Linked DNA regions of Homo sapiens: region 1 is linked to region 2. The links are chromatin contacts, found by Hi-C or POLR2A ChIA-PET in ENCODE. All regions are on one chromosome and are shown on one strand. Each heading gives the region's core, a stretch centred on a gene start or an enhancer-like site at or near the end of the contact. The rest is flanking DNA. Distances are from core to core; before and after follow the strand shown. Region 1 overlaps CCDC57 (coiled-coil domain containing 57). Region 2 holds the start of ALYREF (Aly/REF export factor).

What was found. A loop is a pair of places that touch in the nucleus more often than their neighbours do. ChIA-PET counts read pairs that join two places held with the same protein, here RNA polymerase II (POLR2A). Pooled maps may share reads with other maps.
Region 1: a loop to region 2 is called in a pooled map, with 4 times the contacts of the local background. The contact joins the enhancer-like site here to the promoter of ALYREF in region 2. A Hi-C loop is called at or near these places in 3 of 50 pooled maps. POLR2A ChIA-PET finds 5 or more read pairs at or near these places in 3 of 52 experiments (AG04449, GM12878 and HEK293).

The regions. Positions count from the first base shown.
Region 1 is chr17:82,151,643-82,157,644 of GRCh38, forward strand. CCDC57 (coiled-coil domain containing 57) reads right to left here. Exons shown (of 19, transcript NM_001394669.1): 15 at 1-131. Among named protein-coding and RNA genes, the nearest start is that of FASN, 56 kb to the left of the region's middle. Within about 2 kb of position 1,394, at least 6 of the 41 ENCODE cell types and tissues checked have a DNase peak (open chromatin) inside an H3K27ac peak, as active enhancers do.
Region 2 is chr17:81,889,654-81,895,622 of GRCh38, forward strand. It overlaps ALYREF (Aly/REF export factor), which reads right to left and starts at 1,933. Exons shown (of 6, transcript NM_005782.4): 1 at 1,670-1,933; 2 at 1,036-1,167. The coding sequence starts at 1,927. ANAPC11 (anaphase promoting complex subunit 11) reads left to right here and starts at 2,070. Exons shown (of 4, transcript NM_001002248.3): 1 at 2,070-2,188; 2 at 3,899-3,961; 3 at 4,814-4,933. The coding sequence starts at 4,825. RefSeq lists silencers at 1,950-2,489, 3,370-3,585.

The DNA of each region.
Region 1 (6,002 bases), core at 144-2,643, 260 kb after region 2:
CTGGCTGCCTCCTTCAGCTTTCTCTGGAGTCGGTGCATAGATAAGGTCTGGGGGGCACGTGCCACTGACCGGAGGTGCAGGAAAAGCTCCCCCTGGTCCTCGGCCTCCATAGGCCCTCTCTTGGTGAGGCCCTGTAACAAAACTCACAGGCAGACACCCCTGTGAGGCTGCCCTCATGGGAGGACGCCAGGGGTGCCCACCCAAGGAGCCTCTTCACCTGCTCTTCCAGGGTGGGCACTGCTGGCTGTCACTGGGTGACATCCTTCCAAAAGAAAGACAAAAAGAGTCGCTGCTCCCAGTGCTTCAGTGGGTTCCTTCTCTTCCACAAATAGAATAAAGGCCCACAGATCTCCCAGGCCAGGGTGGCCCCCAGATCTCCCAGGCCCTCACAGCCCTCCGCCTCCTCCCCGCCATCCCTGCCTTCTGGTCATCTATGCCTTTGTGTCTTTCAAGTGAACACAAGGAGAATCTGAGGACACCCAACCAGCACAGCAGCTCCCCAGGGAGAGCAGAGAGAAGGCTGTGGCCTCCAGCAGTGCCCAGGACCCAGGAAGGCGGCCCAGGGAGAGCAGAGAGAAGGCTGTGGCCTCTAGCAGTGCCCAGGACCCAGGAGGACAGCTCCCGCCAGCGTGGCTTGGCCCTCCTCCACTCCTTGGGGTCCCTCCTTTCTCTACCTGCCAGCTGGACACCCCACAACCACCCTGCAGGCCGGCTGTGGCTTCCCTCCTGAAGCAGGTGCAGGGGGAGCACAAAGGCAGTGGAGAGGGAGGAGGCCGACACAGGGGCAGGAGCTGGCTGGGCTCCCCCTTAGCACCCCAAGCCTGGGTCAACCCTAGATCTGAGCCCCTGGGAAGCACTGTGTTGTCCTCACTCAGCCCAACCTGGACTTGCAGCCCACATCATTCCAGTGCTACAGAGTGCAATCCCAACACAAAGGGATGCCTGGACCAAAAATGGGGGCACAGGAAAAAGCAGTAGTGTCCAGGCCCTGGCAAGACGGGAGCCGACGACCTACTTCTCCCGTGCCACTCCTGGCCCCTGTAAGGAGCCAGGCTGCACCTGGCCCTGGCCACATGAGCTCCGAGTTCCTGGAACAGGCCAGCACACCCTGTCCCCGCCAGCTTCCTGGTGTGCCTTTCCAGGGCTGGCAGGTGCTGCTGCCTTCCAGGTGCTGCTGTTCTTTGGATGGCCTGGGGTGCAGCCACTGTATGCAGTGCCTCCGGGCATGTGCCGCAGGTTCATGTGGGACGCTCGGGGGCCGCGGGGGATGACACATCGAAGGGGAGAGATGTCTGCTTTCCTCTTGGACAGAGAAAGTTCTATGGTGCCGCAGGCCCCAGCTGAGGACGGGTGCAGGGCAGCCCCCATGAAGGCTCGCCACAGGCCTGAGCCCGAGTCCAGACTCGCTTCCTCCAGTAAGCGGGCCTCATGCCTGCTCCGTGAGCACCCTTGGCAAGTGTGGTGCAGAGGCTCACTCACCACCCTGGGAGAATAGACAGGAATGGGCTCTTGGGTGTGGGAGAGGCCAAGGCAGAGGGAGAGGAAGGGAGGCCTGTGCTGGTAAAACAGATTGCAGATGGCCTGGGGCTGGGGGAGAGGGGCCAGGCAGGTGAGACTCGCAAGTCCGGTTCTAAAACCCTGGATCCTCTACAGGAACACACTGGGTTATTTTGTTATTTTAACTGAAGAAAGAACAATCCCGAAAACAGATTTTGCAAACCTCAAAACACTTAGAGATTTAAGAGAAAATTCCGTCTTCAAAAGCAGTCCCCTCTCCCTGCAAAGTTACACCAGGCCCTGCGGCTGGTGCCAGGCTTGAGGGGCACTGAGGGGCCTTCTTGCTGTTGACCCCACAGGCAAAGGAAGGAGGGCATGGATCACAGGGCCCATGTCCTAGTCACGTGATTCTGCACACAGTGACCTGGGGGGCAGGGAGTGAACGATTCTACTTCTCTCGGATTCAGTTTCTGGTAAAATGTTATTTGGTAAAAGTTTATTTTGATGATTCTCTAAAATCTTTCCACAAAATAAGATTTCTACAGCCTGAGACATATTCAGGAATGTCTTCACCACTGTGTGCTCCAAGGGCTGCCCACCCCCAGCAGGGCAGCAGCAGCTGTCCACCCATCTGCCCCCACGCCTAGGACTGCCCCAGCACCCCACAGGTGAGGAGGAGATGTCTCCAAGTATCTGGACGATTCGAAGAAAATTCGAAGGAAACTTTGGTCTGCTGAAATGTCTTCACGTCCTGAGGACATGTATGAGTGAGTGACACAGGGAAGTCCTTCTCAGAGGCTGAGGCCTGGGCCTGGTACAGTGGGTTCCATCAGGCTGGGCCGGCGCTCACCGCCCCACACAGCCACTCCAACGCCTCTCGGCAGAGCCAGCACCAACACCATGGCCAACACTGCCCCCCAGTGGACCCAGGGATGTAACACATCCCCCAACTCAGCCCTGGCGGCCAGTGACTGGGGGAAGTTTTGTATTTTAAGGGCTAGAGGCAGCTGATGTGGGTGGTGCAGTCAGGGAAGCCCAAAGCCAGGCTGTGCGGCTCAGCCCAGTGGGACCTGCCTGGGAGCAGAGTGCCCCACTGTTGTCCACAGGCTCTCCCTCTGCCATGGGAGAAGTGGGAACACGTGCCTCCGCACACACCTGGTCCCAGCTTTGCAGACCTGGCTCCTTGGCTAGGGCCGTGGAAGGGGACCAGCTTTCGTCAGGAGTGCTGTGGGACAGTCCCTGGACCCCTGTGCACTTCCTCACCCACCCTGCACTGGCTTCCTGCACTACAGGAGGTAGGCTGGAGACGCAGTGCCGCGTCACACCTCAGTACTTGGGTGGGTGTACACAATACGTGACCTGGTCCGTGGCCCGTGTGCAAATGTCACCAACCGTCCAGATAACGCCCTGACGCCATCTCTCCTGTGCAGGGTCCAGGGTCCCACGTGGCATTTCTACACTGTCTCTCCTGTGCAGGGTCCATGGTCCCACATGGTGTTTCTACAGATGATGCCCTGACACCGTCTCTCCTGTGCAGGGTCCAGGGTCCCACGTGGTGTTTCTACGGATGATGCCCTGACGCCGTCTCTCCTGTGCAGGGTCCAGGGTCCCACGTGGCGTTTCTACGGATGATGACTTGATGCCCGTCTCTCCTGTACAGAGCCCAGGGTCCCACGTGGCGTTTCTACAGATGATGCCCTGACGCTGTCTCTCCTGTGCAGGGTCCAGGGTCCCACCTGGCATTTCTACATGGGGTCTCCCAGGTCTCCTAACTGGAGTGGCTCCCCAGCTTCCATGTTTGGGCACTCGCCAAGCATCTAGACCCGCTCATCTGCAGATGTCCCTCTGTTTGGGCTTGCCTGAGGTCTCCTCATGCATAAGCTCAGGTTCTGCATTTTTGGCAGGGACCCCGAGCGCGAGTCTGTGCCGTCTCAGTGCGACCCGCCCAGAGGCGCGTGACACGGGCGCATCCCAGCACTGGCGATGGGAGCTCTGATCACTCGGGTCAGCTGGGGTCAAACAGGCTGCTCCACTGGAAAGCCAGCATTTCCCTTGGAAATAAGAAGTCACGTGTGGGGAGATGCTGCTTCGCATCCGTCTGATGGGAATCCCTCTGGTTCAGCACCCATCCGTGGTCGCCCGGCGCGCCGTTCCTGTCGCGTTCCTTGGCTGGCACTCTCGCGTGGAAGAGTGCCCCGTTCCCCTGACCGATCTGTCCATTGCTATCAGCCTGGACCCATGATTTCCTGGTTGAGTCAGTGGATTGTGGTCTTCAACGTCACTGCCTATTGGCCTAGTTCTGGTCCTTGGGGACCCCTTTCAGCTGCTTCCTGTGCCTTCCGAACCTGCCTCCATGCTAGAGCCCGGGCTCCTGTGAGCAGGGCAGGAACCATGGAACTAGCGCCTGGAACTGTGGAACTGGCATCTGCTGTGGCTGAGTCCGGGCTGTGGGCCCTCTCAGGACAGAGCTGGGATCAGATGCACATGCAGCTCTACCCACTTCTCTCTATACCCAACATAACGGACACATTGATCCTCTACCTGAGGGTCCAGCCCCAACATGGCCCCTTCTCCGTCTGGGCTCCTTTCCCAGCAGCAAGCAGCAAGGACCTGGGCCCGCCCTCGTCTCCAGGAGCTCAGCCATGCTGCTTGGCAGAGGACAGAGCCCAGGTGGGCCTCGCCTGGGTGGAGAGCCCGGCCACAGGATGCTCAGACCCAGGAGGAGCCTGGAGCCCGACTGTCGCCTCCATGCATGTAGACACAGAGCCTGGAGTGTATGCCCCGCCTGTGCCTTAGCTCCAATAACTGGGATTGGGCTGCAGGTGGCTTCATCTCTCAATTTAAAATTCTGCTTATTTGGGCCAGGCACAGTGGGCCACTGTGCCTATAATCCCACCTGTAATCCCACCACTTTGGGGGACTGAGGCAGGCAGATCACTTGAAACCAGGAGTTTGAGACCAGCCTGGCCAACATGGTGAAACCCTGTCTCTACTGAAAACACAAAAATTGGCCGGGCGTGGTGCACCTGTAATCCCAGCTACTCAGGGGGCTGAGGCGGGAGAATTGCTTGAACCCGGGAGGAGGAGGTTGCAGTGAGCCAAGATAGCGCCAGTGCACTCCAGATTGGGCGACAGTGTGAGACTCTGTCTCAAAAAAAAAAAAGAAAGAAAAAATTCTGCTTATTTGTATAAATTCTTGCCCCTTCATTCTAAACAAGTGGGAAGACAGTGAACTACGCAAGGGCCAACAGTGAGAGCTCCTGGGGCCCCTTGCTGCCCAAGGAGGCGCCCGCCCGTGTCCGGGAACACATGGCGCTCAGGTGGGTGGGAGATGTGTGGGGGTACAGACATGCTTACCCCTGGCTGTGCTGCCAGCTGGCCCAAGGGCCACAGCCCCCACCGGGCAGGAGCCACCCTGGAGTGGCTGGACTGGGAGCCCAGGAGGGCTAGGGTGCTGGAGACCCCTGAGGACAAGACCTCCTTACCAACAGGTACAGGGGCAGGTGCAGCTCAATATCTTACCGACCAGCTCAGCCCTTCCTGTGCGCACTGGCTGAGCACCTGCTAGGGCCTCAGGCTCCCTCGGCCTTCCCATACCTGCCCTGTTGTACCCCTGAGGCATCCTTATGGTCTTGCCCATCCCATGCCAAGGCAGCTCTGGCCTGCTCCTCACTGTCCTGGAGCCTGAGACAGCCACGGCCGCATCTTCCTCAGTCCACTCTATTCCAGCCTGAGTCCCTGGGGATCTGCTCCCCAAGCACGGTGCCCTGGGGATCCACGCTGTCTTCCACTTTGTGCTTTCCAGACATCATCTACTGTCCCCAAAACCTTCTGTGGATTCATAGGTCACTATTGGTAACTATAGGTTACCACAGGTCATAGGTCACTACAGTTATCCCAGTTACCAACAGTCTAGGGTACGAAGTCAGGGAGGCCGGGCAGCCTGTCCTTCACAGCCTTTCCCTCTGGCCTTAGGTAGGAAGAAGGGGGCCCTGCTGGTCGGCTCTGCCAAGCTGCAGAATCAGGACCTGGGGTCGTCTCCACAGCTCAGAGCTGTGGCTCAAACCCAGCCATGGAGTTGGGGGTCACTCCCTCGGGGCCAAGGGCCTGACCAAAACCAGGATAGGAGTGCCATGGCCTGGAGCAGCTGTGTGGCTCTGAACGCAGCAGTGAGGGCCATGTGGGCCCCTCCCCACGCAGGGAGGGCCCAACGCTAGGCATGGGGCAGGCATGGCTGTGCACGCAGACGCCCCCTCAGCAGGCCGTCAAGGCCCTGCATTAAAGCAAACATGAGCCACCTTCAGTGTGTGCGTTTCCAACACAAGATGCTGTTAGCTGAAGGGAGGACTGGGATGGGCCCGTCCCGCCCCCCACCAACGGGGCATCAAGGTGAAGGACCAGGAGAAGAGGAGGCGTGTGGAGGAAGAAGGCGGAGGAATGGGGAGAGGGGGTGGAGCAGGGCCCACTTCCAGGCACGGCCTTCACTGCAGCCCTCGTCCCACCTG
Region 2 (5,969 bases), core at 683-3,182:
TGTTCCAAGAAACGGTAAAGGCCAAAATCAAGAGCAAGGGAAGCAGTCCGATATCAGACCAGCTTGAAGGGCCTGTAGATTCGGGAGCCCTGACCCCAGCCCCTCCCCCAAAGGCAGATTCTGGCTCACCTTTCCCTCTCCTCCTACTCAAGCCTGCGGCAAAGTCTGAAGTCAAGCGCTGTCATGGAAACTGCCCTGACCTCAGGCAGGCTGGGAGTTGGAGAGGGAACCCAGAGTGTGGGGATACTCCGGCCGCAGGCACACAGCGGGAACTGGAGTTCACCAAAAGCGGTTTCCAGTGGATGCTAGAAACCACCTTAAAAAAAGTGTTGAGACACTGTGAGTGCTCACTGGCCCTACTCTGTCCTCCCAAGGCAAATGGCTGGGCTGTGGGCAACTGAACCCTGCCCAGCCATCTCCAAAACTGATTCCCAAAAAGTCATTTCTTAACCAGAAAACAAGTTGAAATGCCATTGGGATTCAATTTTTCTTTTTTTAAAAAAGAAAAGCTTCAACCAAAGATGGATTTGAGAGTCATGTCACTGACGGGACACGGCGGTGGGGAGTGATAAAACCACAGCGTACAAGGTCTTTATAAGACAGTACTCAAGGCAAACAGAGCCAGAAAAACAGACTCCCTGTGCTTCACAAGATACATAAAGAAGATTCTTTTTCTCACATTAACCCACTAAGACAGGCACAAAATTTAAAAAGCAACTGGGCTGGGTCTAACAGCCAAAAACCACTCACATTTGGTCAGTCTTTGTCCCTGTTAGAAACTGGAAGCCCTGGCAGGGGATTTTCACTCACAGAACCCATCTTCAGACTAACAGCAGCAGTTCCTCAGGCTCAGCTAGGCTCGCACCTGCCTGCGCACTGACCCCGGCTTTACTAGCACTGGGTCTGTCCTGCAGCCCTTCAGAGCTGGGAGGGCTCCCTTCGCTAAGGCGGGAAGGGGACTCAGGGCCACATCCCCAAAATCACGATCCGTCCTGTGCAGGGCGAACGGCTCACCGAGAAGCCCTCGTCTCTTACCTGAATATCGGCGTCTGAGACTCCAAAATCCAGATTGGACACCAGCAGTTTCCCACCTGTCTCCACGCCGGCACCACCGCCGAAGCCACTGTCGAAAAGATCGTGCTGCCACTTGTCGGGAAGTTGTTTTGGCTGAAAAAAAAACCGCAACAAGAGCAGATCTGTGAGTCTCAGTCCAGGGCTTTCCTGACCCTCACGGCTACTCCGGACCCTTCCTCTTCCCGGCCTGAGAGGATCCGGCCGAAACGGGGCCGCCAGCGCTCCCTCCGGCGCTGCAGCTGCCCCAGCCCGAGGCCGCACGGTCCCACCGCGGCCGCACAACTTCAGTTCCCTTAGACTAACTTCCCGCCGCCTGTGCCGCGCCCAGCGTCCCCTCCTCTCCTGCCACGAGGCCCCAACGTCCGGAACAAACAAAGAGCTGGGAAGGGTCTCAGCCTCCGGGACCGGACCCCGAAAGAACGACCTCGCTCCCGCCCACCACCCCCTCCGCGCCCACACGCACCCTCCGGACCTCCGGGCGGCCGCTCCACCAGCCTTATCCACCCGCCGGCCCGGGTCTCCGCCGCGAGCGGCCCCGGCCCCAGCCCCGGCTGGCCCCCTCCCACTCTCCGGCGCGGCCGGCCTCCGCACTCACCCTGCTGTAGGGCGCCGGTCGGTTCCTGCCGCCTCCGCCGGCCGCGCCGCGGGCGATGGCCGGCCGGTTCCGGATGGGCCCGCCGCCTCGATTCACTCGCGCGGCGGCCTGCGCCCCACCGCCGCGGCCGCCCTGGGAGCCGGCCCGGCCGCGGCCCCGGCCCCCGCCCCGGCCGCCTCGCTGGCTCCGGTTCAGTTTAATGATGTCGTCCAGAGACATGTCCATTTTGTCGGCCATGGCGGGCGCGGAATCGGGCATCGGCTCGAGCCCGCGCGTCAGCACGCCGGCACGTCACTTCCGGCGCCGCGTGAGGCCTTCCGGTGCCACGGCCTCGGAGCGGCTGCTGATTGGCCGCTGGCGGACGGCTGCGCGCGCGGGACGGGGTGAGGCGGGGAGGCGCGTGCGCACTGGCGTGCGAGACTCGGCGGGCGCTGTTGAGGGAGTCGGGCCGCGACTGTGGTCGTTTTTATACCTTCCCGCGCGGACGCCGGCGCTGCCAACGGAAGGGCGGGTAGGGCGGTGCGTGATTAGGTTGGCGAAGGTGCGAGGGCGCAGGGGGTGGGGCGGCGGCCGTTGGAGGCGGAGCCTACGCGCCCCTCCCTCCCCGCACGCTCCGCCCGATCGGCCAGGGCTGGGGGCGCTGGGGGCGCTACGGGCGCGGCGGGTGCCTGGGAGCTGCTGGGAGTCCTTGTTTCCGCTCCCGCCCAGGACTGTGCGCTCGGCTCGCGGTGGGGTCCGGCGGGCGCGGCTTCGGCGGGCGGCAGCCGCTGCAGACGAGCTGCGGGTTGGTTTTTTGGTCTCCACCTGCAGCCCCCCCAAGTCTGCACTGTCACATTTTGCCAGTCATATCCTTTACAAGTTTTCTTGCGGGCCGGGCGCGGGCCTCACGCCTGTAATCCCAGCACTTTGGGAGGCCGAGGCAAGAGGTTCGCTTCAGCCCAGGAGTTTGAGACCAGCCGGGGCAACATCGTGAGACCCCCATCTCTAAAAAAAAAAATGAGCTGGGCATGGTGGTGCACTTCTGTACTACCAGCTACTTGGGAGGCCGAGGTGGGAGGATTGCTTGAGCCCAGGAGGTCGAGGCTGCAGTGAGCCGTGGTGGCACCACTGCACTCCAGCCTGGGCGACAGAGCCAGACCCTGTCTCCAAAAAAAAATTATTTTTGCAACTTATTAATGAAAACCAGTGTGCCATTTCATTGATTTTTTTTTTTTTTTTTTGAGGCAGTCTCATTCTGTCGCCCAGGCTGGAGTGCAGTGGGGCGATCTCGGCTCACTGCAACCTCTGCCTCCTGGGTTCAAGCGAGTCTCCAGCGGCAGCCTCCCGAGTAGCTGGGACTACAGGCACGTGCCACCATACCTGGCTAATGTTTGTATTTTTAATAGAGACAGGGTTTCGCCATGTTGGCCAGGGTGGTCTTGAACTCCTGACCTCAGATGATCCGCCCGCCTTGGCCTCCCAAAGTGCTGGGATTACAGGCATGAGCCACCACACCCAGCCCATTTCATGGATTTTAAGTTGTTTTGAGATACTTGCTTTTGTTTTTGTTTTTTGAGTCAGGGTCTCCCTCCGTCACCCAGAGTGGAGTGCAGTGGTGTGATCTTGGCTCACTGCAGCCTCAAACTCCTGGGCTCGAGCTATCCTCCCACGTCAGCCTCTCAGGCAGCTGGTGCACGCCACCACAGCTGGCTTTTTTTTTTTTTTTTGAGACAGTCCCACTATGTTGCCCAGGCTGGAGTGCAGTGGTGCGATCTCGGCTCACTGCAATCTCTGCCTCCCAGGTCCAAGTGATTCCTGTGGCTCAGCTTCCCGAATAGAGCTGGGAGCTGGCGTGATCTCAGCTCGCTGCAACCTCCGCCTCCCAGGTTCAAGTGATTCTCTTGCCTCACCCTCCCGAGTAGCTGGGATTACAGTTGCCCACCACCACACCCGGCTAATTTTTTGTATTTTTAGTAGAGACAGGGTTTCAGTATGTTGGCCAGGCTGGTCTTGAACTCCTGACCTTGTGATCTGCCTGCCTCAGCCTCCCAAAGTGCTGGGATTACAGGCGTGAGCCACTACGCCTGGCCTCTAATTTTTGTTTTTTTGGTAGAGATGGGGTTTCACCATGTTGGCCAGGTTGGTCTCGAACTCCTGACCTCAAGTGATCCACCCTCCTCGGCCTCCCAAAGTGCTGGGATTACAAGCATGAGCCACCACCTGCGGCTAATTTTTTTGTATTTTTTGTAGAGACGGAGTTTCGTCATGTTGGCCAGGCCCATTTGAGATCTTTGAAGATATCCTCAACGTGAGGTAAAACCAAACTCCTGACTGTCCTGTGCTCCCAAATGTGATCTCCTTGTCCGTAAGGAGCTGAGTCCCTTCCCTTGGAGAGAAGAGTGTGCCCTTTCTCTAGATGGCTAAAGAAACCTCACAGATAGTTCTTTTTTTTCCTTTTTTTTTTTTTTTTTTTTTGGTAGAGACTCAGTCTCACTGTGTTACACAGGCTGGTCTCAAACTCCTGAGCTCAGGCGATCCTCCCGAGTTGGCCTCCCAGAGTGCTGGGATCACAGGTGTGAGCCACAAAGCGGATTGCTGCTGGGGCTTGCTGTTCTCCCGTAGCTCCCCTGCAGCCCTGACCCTCTGGGCCCAGAGCCCTTTACTTGTTATTTGTTTTAATAGAAACGGGGCTCATAGCAGGGCATAGGGGTTCACGCCTGTAATCCCAGCACTTTGGGAGGCCGCAGTGGCAGATCGCTTGAGGCCAGGAGTTCAAGACCAGCCTGGCCTACATGGTGAAACCTCGACTACTAAAAATACAAAAATTAGTCGGGCGTGGAGTCACGTGCCTATAGCCTCAGCTACTCAGGAGGCCGAAGCACAAGAAATGAGCTGAGATCATGCCACTGCACTACAGCCTGGGTGACAGAGTGAGACTCTGTCTCAAAAAAAAAAAATTAATAAAAATAAAAGTAAAATAAAATAGAAACAGGGCTCACGATGTTTCCCAGGCTGGGTTCGGACTCCTGGGCCGGTATGATCTTCCTGCCTTGGCCCCCTGAGTAGCTGGGACTGCACTGTGGCAGGCTTATACCTGTGTTGGTGCCTAAACGTTCTAGCTCTGCAGACTCAATTTAGCCAGTCGTCCTGTTCCCTCCGCCGCAGGCTCTGCTGCCATGAAGGTGAAGATTAAGTGCTGGAACGGCGTGGCCACTTGGCTCTGGGTGGCCAACGATGAGAACTGTGGCATCTGCAGGATGGCATTTAACGGATGCTGCCCTGACTGTGAGTGTCCCCTCCATGCTGTCTGAGCGGCCCCGACTGTGAGTGTCCCCTCTGTGCTGTCTGCTGCCTGCTGGACTAGCCTCAGTAGCTCCTGTTAAATACCTGCACGAAATACCCAGTTTCATTTTCTTTTTTTTTTTTTTTTTTTGAGACCGAGTTTCGATCTTGTTTCCCAGGCTGGAGTGCAATGGCGCGATCTCGGCTTGCCGCAACCTCTGCCTCCCGGGTTCAAACGGTTCTCCTGCCTCAGCCTTCCAAGCAGCTGGGATTACAGGCATGTGCCACCATGCTGGGCTAATTTTTTTATTTTTAGTAGAGACGGGGTTTTGCCTTGTTGGCTAGGCTGGCCTTGAACTCCTGACCTCAGGTGACCTGCCCGCTTCAGCCTTCCAAAGTGCTGGGATTACAGGTGTGAGCCACTTTGCCTGGCCCACATTTTTATTTTCTTTTCTTTCTTTCTTTTCTTTTTTTTTTTTTTTTTTTTTGAGATGGAGTTTCACTCTTGTTGCCCAGGCTGGAGTGCAATGGCGCGATCTCGGCTCACTGCAACCTCCGCCTCCTGGGCTCAAGCGATTCTCCTGCCTCAGCCTTCCAAGTACCTGGGATCACAGGCATGTGCCACTACACCCGGCTAATTTTGTATTTTTTAGTAGAGACAGGCTTTCTCCATGTTAGGCTGGTCTCGAACTGTCAACCTCAGGTGATCCACCCGCCTCAGCCTCCCAAAGGGATGGGATTACAGGCGCGAACCACCGTGCCCCCCCCAACATTTTCATTTTCATCTCATGAAGAAAAGTTGATAGAAAAAAAGCCAGGTGGTTGGTACCCATGTTTATATAAAGATCCTGTCACAGACTCCATAGGATGAAACTCAGCTGTGAAATACGTGGGATTAAAAAGAGATTAGAGTCTGGGCGGGCAGATCACAAGGTCAAGAGATGGAGGCCGGCATGGCGGCCCACGCCTGTTATTCCAGCACTGTGGGAGGCCGAGGCGGGCGGATCACAAGGTCAAGAGATGGAGGCCGGCACGGTGG